Regions from separate parts of the Homo sapiens genome. Here regions 1 and 2 are each linked to region 3. A link is a loop called in an ENCODE intact Hi-C map of the cell type or tissue named here. Cell type or tissue: mammary epithelial cell. All regions are shown on one strand. Region 1 overlaps RAPGEF1 (Rap guanine nucleotide exchange factor 1). Region 2 overlaps RAPGEF1 (Rap guanine nucleotide exchange factor 1). Region 3 overlaps RAPGEF1 (Rap guanine nucleotide exchange factor 1).

Region 1 (2,500 bases), 110 kb after region 3:
TGACTACTCCAAGCCTCAAATCTCTGTAAAACCCAAGGAGATCCACAAGATCATCTGCTCCAGCGACTCCCTTCCCCATTTCACAGATTCCTCAGAGAGGGGCAGGGATCAACGCTAGGCATTTAGTTGGAGGGCTGGATCCAGCCCCCAAATCTTTATCCTTGGCTAGGAAAACCTCTGCTACCCATTTCCTCATGACCAGAGGAGGCAGGAGGGCAGTGTGAAGGAATTGGCTTTGAAGGCCAGCTGGCCTGGTTTGAATCTATGGGGGCACTTCCTAGCTGAACAACTTTGGGATAGAAACTAAACCTTTCCACACCTTGTATTTTCACATACATTCATGTGTACCATTATGCTGTCTACTTCATGGGTAGTTTAAAGGTTAAATAAGAATTCAGACTTGGGAGGCTGAGGTGGGAGGTTGAGGCAGGAGAATCATTTGAGCCCAGGAGGTCAAGACTGCAGTGATTTGTGATCACACCACTGCACTCCAGTCTGGGCCACAGAGCGAGAACCCATCTCTAAAAAACTAAACTAAAATAAAGATGTTTAAAATTTGTTGGTACACAGCAGATACTCAATGAGAATAGCTGTCACTGTTTTTATTATTATTACCTATAAATCTCCAAGCTTTAGATACAATACATTGAAAAAAATTATTTACCCTCACTAGGGATTTTCTCCCCCATATCAGAGTAAGATCCACTGCAATATTCTAGTAAATAATCATTCTCTTAGTATAATTAAAATAAAATTTATCTTACAAACATCTGTACCTCAGGAATAATTTTTTTTTTTAAGAGACAGGGTCTCCCTATATTGCCCAGGTGGCCTCAAACTCCTAGGCTCAAGTGATCCTCCTGCCTCAGCCTCCCGAGTAGCTGGACTCCAGGAGGAATGATATTTTGATTGTGGAACATGACATAAGCCAGAGGGGTAATATTGTGGCCACTGAAGTAGGAAACATTTTAAGGAGTGCCTGTCCCTACACGCAAGACGCTGTTGGCTCCAGACGAACTCTGAGTCAGGATCCTGCAAGGCGGTGCTCACTTCTTGAAGGAGATTTTTTTTTTTTTTTAGATAGAAATGGCTCAGAAGGGAAGGGCTCGTGGATCCCTGTAATGTGCACACTCACCCACCCAGAACCAAAGAAACAGAGGCTGGGCTCTCAGGCGGGTACCCGGTAGCTCACACAAAGCTTTGTGTATGGAATTTGTCTGCTGGGAGGAAAGTCTGATGTTGGTCACTTCCCTCCTGGAGAAAAATACAACAATACGAGGAAGCGCCAAGCACTGTGGGAATGTTCCAAGTGTGAGTTCCAGCTCAGCCCAGAATATAAACAAAAGCGATGACCAGCCTGGAGGTCAGGCCTAGCAAAGCACTGAGGCAGAAAGTCTGGGAGGCACTCTTCTGTCTTCTGGGGTCCTCTAGACTCTGCCTTTTTTTTTTTTTTTTTTTTTTGAGACAGTCTCCCTCTGTTGTCCAGGTTGGAGTGCAGTGGTGCAATCACAGCTCACTGCAGCCTCCAACTGCTGGGCTCAAGCAATCCTCCTGTCTCAGCCTCCTGACTAGCTGGGACTATACGCACTTGCCACCATGCCTGGTTAATTAGTAAAATTATTTTTTGTAGAGATAGCATCTTGCTTGGTTGCCAGGCTGGTCTCAAACTCATGGCCTCAGGTGATCCTCGAGCCTCAGCCTCCCAAAGTGCTGGAATTATAGGCATGAGCCACCGAGTCTGGCCGAGACTGCTTTGAAGTAACTTTCCTGTCCAGGCCTGGAGGAAATCATCGAAGGCAAAGGCCACCACGTGTCGAATGTCATAGGAAATACAAGCTCAGGGACTCTCTTATGACACATCTGCAAACTTATAGATCAGTCTCAGAATGTCATAGCTGGAGGGGCCTCAGAGATTTACTCAACAAATACCAACACGGAGCTTGGGGAGGGTCGGATAACATGCACGAAGAATCACTTAGTTATCCCGGTGATCAGTGCTAAATTCAGGGTGGGGGACGCATGTCTAGCAGGGCGACCTAATCTAAGCTGGAAGTCAGGGAAGGGTGAGACTTGAAGGATGAGCAGAGCTGGACCAGGCAAAGGGGCAGTGTGTATGAAAGACCTGTGTAGCTGGAGGTATGTGCCCAGGGGAAGGCCGGGGGTCAGATGGGACAGGGCCTTATAGATCCAGGGCTTTGTCTCATGGGCTTTGGGGGTTCCTAAGGTGCCGGCAAACCACGTGTTCATTCTTCTGGGAAGAGAGGTCTATGGCTTTCACCAAAGTCTTAAGGAGTTTCAAGAGGTTAAGAATGGCCGGGCACGGTGGCTCACGTCTGTACTTAGGATCCCAGCACTTTGGGAGGCCAAGGTGGGCAGATCACAAGGTCAGGAGATAGAGACCATCCTGGCCAAGATGGTGAAACCCCATCTCTACTGAAAATACAAAAATTACCTGAGCATGGTGGTGAGCACCTGTACTCCCAAGCTACTCGGGAGGCTG
Region 2 (2,500 bases), 50 kb after region 3:
CAGAACCTTCTGCAGCGATGGAGGCGGCCGGTACCTGAACTGTCTAACACGACAGGCACTAGTGGCTACTGAGGCCTGATTGTGGCTGCTGTGGCTGAGGCACTGAACTGTGAGTTAACTGTGTAAACAGCCCCTGGGGCTGGTGACTGGCACACTGGATGGTGCAGCTCGAGAAGCGGATGGATTCCACTGGTGCTGCCATGTGCTCCTCTACAGCCACATCTCTTCCCTACAGGCAGCCCGACTCTGACTTTCAGACTTATCATCCCTTACTTTTCAGGATAGTTTATATCGACATATACAGTTTAACTTATAAGTTTGTGAACGTTACCTAAGTGATGGCATATTGTAAAGATTCTCACGCTCTTGTTTTTTACTCAATAGCAGGCCTGACACTCAGGCATGCTGGGGTGTATCAGTGATTTCGTTTTCAATGCTGAGAAATTCCGTAGATTCCATAATCCCAGCTTTATTTATCTGCTCTCCTGTCAGTGGACACTGGGTCGCTTCCAGCATTTTTGCTTTAATAAACAATGCTGCTCATACATGTCTCCTGGAACACATGCCAACAGTCCTCTAAGAGCAGAACGGCTGGATTGTAGGGTATATGCCACATTGATTCTTACAGATATTGCAAAACAATTCTCCCAAGTGGCTATGCCACTTTACAGTCCCACTAGCAAGGTTGGGAGAGTCCTAGTTGCTCCATATTCCTCCCGGCACCTGGGGTTGCCAGACATGCAAACTTTCCCACATGGCCATGTCTAAGAAAGGACACAAAAGTCCTCCTTCACCTGGAAATGCCATATGCTGGTGTATTTTATTGTGATCTATCTAATCTGTGAGAGCAACTTCAAGTTCACCTGAACTTGAGAACAGAAAGCCTCAGACTCTTGCTCCATGTTACATTTACCCCAAGGTCAGAGACTCCCAGTGACTAATCTGCTAGTCATTCCTTCCAGAGGAAGGGTGGCTTATATGAGCTTACAAACAATTTCTGTATAAATTGACTGTGATGTTACCAACAGCAGCCACTTTCTTGGGCAACCATCGCAGGCTACAGATCTGGCTGTCGGATGAATGTCCTTCTCTACCGAGAGAGAAAGAGGATGGGCCGGAGGAGAGGATGTAGCCTGCTCACAGAATCATGTCTCAACAGAAAACCAAGCAGAGCAAAAAGACATCAAAGCCAACCCAATTTCTTCAAGTGGTCTGCCAGATGCCAATATTTCATTCTTAAATTTTTAACTTGCCCCTCGGCCAGGCTTAACAATGGTCTCTGCCTGTTGCTGACAAATGTGGCTATCAACTGGCCTTCTTTCTGTGTCATTTGTAGCAGCAGCTGGGTTCCCAACTTAGCAGTGGTTTCTGTCTCAACTTAATCTCTCACCAGGGATGGTGGGGAGTCTCTAAACATCAACCACACGGGATCACAAAGTCAAGGGCAAGGTGGACAACTTTGAGGCAGCCAATCTTGAGAAACGCTGTGGCTAATTCCTCATTCCCTGTCTTCTACTGGGCTCAGAAGTCGAGCACTGGGAAGGATTTAGAGATCACTTACTTAATAAACATTCCCCATTTTCCAAATGCATAAAAAGGACAAATGGAGTGGAGGCGTGATTGAGGACATTAGGAAAAGCTTTTTTAAAGATGAGGATTTCCAATTTTTTAAAAGTCTTTTCACTTGTCTAGGATTTTGTGGACCGCAAGGTAAAGATGGAGACAGAGGGCTATGGGCACAGGAGGCAGCAGAGCTGAAGTCTGTGGCTTTTTTTTTAAATCTATTTATTTATTTTATCTTGAGACCAGGTTACGAGACTGGCTAATTTTTGTATTTTTGGTAGAGACAGGGTTTCGCCATGTTGCCTAGGTTGGTCTCGAACTCCTGGGCTCAAGGGATCCTCCCATCTCAGCCTCCCAAAGTGCTGGGACTACAGGTGTGAGCCATCACGCCAGGCCTGTGTGTCTTTGTTTTAACTTCAGCTCGGCCACTAACCTGGGCAAACTTTTTACCCGAGCCTCCGGTTCCTCACCTAGAGGAAAGCCATAGCCACAGACCTAGCTCCTCCTCAGGTAATTGTGGAGATTAAATGTGACCCGTGTGTAAAGCATGTAGCCAAGGACCTGATATATAGCAAATACTTAATACATGGCAGCTATTATTGTCATGTGATAACCTCGTCAGGTCTCTGCCAACACTTAAAAAGGCAAAAGCTAAAAATAACCCCAGTCTAGTCGAGCCAAAAGCAACCTGGAGTTATATTTTTCTTTTTTTTTGATATGGAGTCTCGCTCTGTCGCCCAGGCTGGAGTGCAGTGGCGTGATCTCGGCTCACTGCAAGCTCCACCTCCTGGGTTCACGCCATTCTCCTGCCTCAGCCTCCTGAGTAGCTGGAACTACAGGCGCCCGCCACCACGCCCGGCTAATTTTTTGTATTTTCAGTAGAGACGGGGTTTCACCGTGTTAGCCAGGATGGTCTCGATCTCCTGACTCCGTGATC
Region 3 (2,500 bases):
AAGGGCTTGGCTTTCTGGGTTTTCCATCGATCTCTGGAGGATGCCTGCACACAGCAAGCCTCCCTTACTGGCTGGGAAAGTCCACAGAGAAGACAGCAAGCAGGATGCACTGGCTGAGGGGTGGGACGGCGTGCTGCTGGGGGGGCTGCCTTCAGGGAACCCTTGTATGACTGTTTCAGGGAGTGGCTCAATCTTTTGTAGCCCCAATTCTCAGATCTGCCAGATGTTCATTCCCAATGCCCAGACACTGCCACGAGATTTGCTAAACAGATCCCCCTCACCTTGCCTTGCTGCTGCCTAGTTTAAGGAGTCATGTTCCGCGCTGACTCCTTCTGGAGTCTTGAAATAGCCTCATCGGCGCCCCCGTGTAAAGTCACTTTGTGCTTCCACGTGCCCTGCAATAACTGAGCACCTGATTTACACATACACAAATGGCTTTTGTGTCATCACAAAATGTACCAAGTTGGAGAAGTGTCTTCCTAACCAATCATATAGTGTGTTTAGCCGGTTTTAATTCAACAAGGTGAGGGGCAGACTCCCACAGCATGGTGCCTCTTCCGGGAGACGGCACAGGGCAGCGGCTGACTGCAAGGTCTCCAGTTGCCCCTCATGGCATCTCCGCTTGTGTGCCCTAGTACAAGTGACTGAAGTTCTTGAGCCTCAGCTCAAGCTGTTCATCTTTAAAACGGGGATGAAAACAATAGCCCCTCCCCCATAAGGTTTCTGCGACGTTCCGCGAGACGCAGAGCGCTGCGTGCAAGTCCTCCGCATGGTGCTGGTGCGGACGACCTCTCGGCCAGCAGCAGCCGTCCTCTCCTGCCCTCCCAACAATCCAGGAACTGCCCTAAATAACAGTACTGGGGCATTCAGTAGGGGCCTAATACATATTTGCTGATACGTATTTTAGTAGGCACCTAATACATAGTCTAGGCACTGTATTAATTAAGGTGTCTAGAATATTACCTGACTCACAGAAGCGTCTCAGTTTTGAGTGTGGATGGGTAAGAGACGAACTTCACCCACTGCATGGGTTCAGGTCCAGACACTGGGGAGGGAGGCTCAGGGAAATGACCAGGGGTGTGGGCTGCCAAGGAGGGGGCAGCTAGCAAGGAGAAAGCAAGGAGAGTCGGCCTCTCTTGGACAAAGGGGCCTGGCCTGCTCTGCCTCTGCCTCTGCAGCTGTGAGCTCACGTTCTGGTATTCAAGCTATGCAGTCGTGCTGGGACAAGAGCCAAACTGGAAAGGTACCTTCACGGGGCAGGGAGACACAGGGAAAACCTTCTGATCACCATGAAGCCCTTGCTGTGCCCCTTGGGCTCTGCAGATGCCAGGAGCTGCATCAGGGCTCATGGTCACACCATTTACAACAGGCCCCCATCTCTACCGATTCCCCAGAGCAATACTTCCAGCCCCTTATGATCACGCTTACCCACAGGGGCAGAGAGAAAGGCAGGGCGGGCCATTCCACAGAAACGCCGCCTCATCACAGCCTGGAGTTTATTTTAGGATCTGGCTCGTGCCCGGGTTTGCTTCTGACGAGCTGCTGCTCTCTGTGCAGCAGGAACTTTTATTTATAGCCAGAATAAGACTGTTTGGGCTGAGGATTTTAGAACGGGAAGGGCTGCCTGTCTGAGACTTGCAAACTTCTGCACAAGATCTAGGGGTGCCAGTTAGGAGAGGGGTGCCTGGCCCCCAATGTCAGCCCTGGTCACATAGCCAGTCGAAACACAGCAGGGACTGCCTCATGAGGACGAGAACAACTATTCCTACCTCATGCTTCCTGCTAGGCAGATGTAAGTGTTGCACGGATCATCTCAATTAACGTACACACAGTGCCTTACTGTTCTTATTACTGATGAAAATACTGAGGCTGGGAGGGGAGACCACGTGCCTAATAACACAGCTGGCAAGAGGTGGCGTGGGTATGGCTGATATCACAATCAGTTCGTGTTTTCTGAAATACTGAGGTGTATCCTGGACGAGACAGGCCCTAACCATGCAATCCCACAGCTCTGCAGGGTACAGCCTCACCAAATCTGCAGAGTTCCTTAGCTGAGTGCTTTGTGACACCAGGCATGCAAAGCCCAGTGAGCTGAGACTTGATCCATAAGCCAGGATGGAGAGAGGGGTGCACTGGCCAGAGTGTGGCAGGACAGGCAGGGAAAAGGTGGAATCAGTAACCAGCTCCTTTGGAAACACACCCCTGAAAGCCACTGGGCCCCGGAGTCGAAACGATGCTGGAGGCTGATGACCTCATATGCGAGCGTGTGGCCAATTCATTAAAAGGCAAAGCTGCCTGAAGCTGGCCAGGCACCAGTTTTTTTTCTCACAAGTAAAATACTTAGAAAAGGCACTAGTTTTCGGTGACACCTTCTCTCTATTATAGTCCTGGCATGGAAAAAGGATTAGGGATGGGCTCTGTGTTGCCTTAGCAAGAAAGCAGGAAAGATCTTTTTCTTCCTTTCTTTTTTTGAGACAGGGTCTCGCTCTGTCACCCAGGT

Evidence for each region. Peaks named below come from ENCODE experiments on the same cell type or tissue, not always from the same donor. Only the 100,000 strongest peaks of a DNase experiment are listed, where the experiment ranks them.
Region 1: a loop joins it to region 3, with 4 times the contacts of the local background. A loop is called at or near these places in 7 of 110 quality-filtered maps.
Region 2: a loop joins it to region 3, with 4 times the contacts of the local background. A loop is called at or near these places in 19 of 110 quality-filtered maps.

Annotation. Positions count from the first base shown.
Region 1 is chr9:131,713,267-131,715,766 of GRCh38, forward strand. The region is part of intron 1 of RAPGEF1 (Rap guanine nucleotide exchange factor 1); the gene reads right to left. Among named protein-coding and RNA genes, the nearest start is that of RAPGEF1, 26 kb to the right of the region's middle. In mammary epithelial cell, no CTCF peak of the experiment used is centred here; a DNase peak (open chromatin) is centred at 1,055; H3K4me3 peaks cover 130 bases; H3K27ac peaks cover 2,083 bases.
Region 2 is chr9:131,657,560-131,660,059 of GRCh38, forward strand. All of the region lies in intron 1 of RAPGEF1 (Rap guanine nucleotide exchange factor 1), which reads right to left. Among named protein-coding and RNA genes, the nearest start is that of RAPGEF1, 81 kb to the right of the region's middle. RefSeq lists enhancers at 1,806-2,339, 2,340-2,500. In mammary epithelial cell, no CTCF peak of the experiment used is centred here; a DNase peak (open chromatin) is centred at 962; H3K27ac peaks cover 1,437 bases.
Region 3 is chr9:131,607,444-131,609,943 of GRCh38, forward strand. The region is part of intron 12 of RAPGEF1 (Rap guanine nucleotide exchange factor 1); the gene reads right to left. Among named protein-coding and RNA genes, the nearest start is that of PRRT1B, 63 kb to the left of the region's middle. In mammary epithelial cell, no CTCF peak of the experiment used is centred here; DNase peaks (open chromatin) are centred at 1,228 and 2,248; H3K27ac peaks cover 1,436 bases.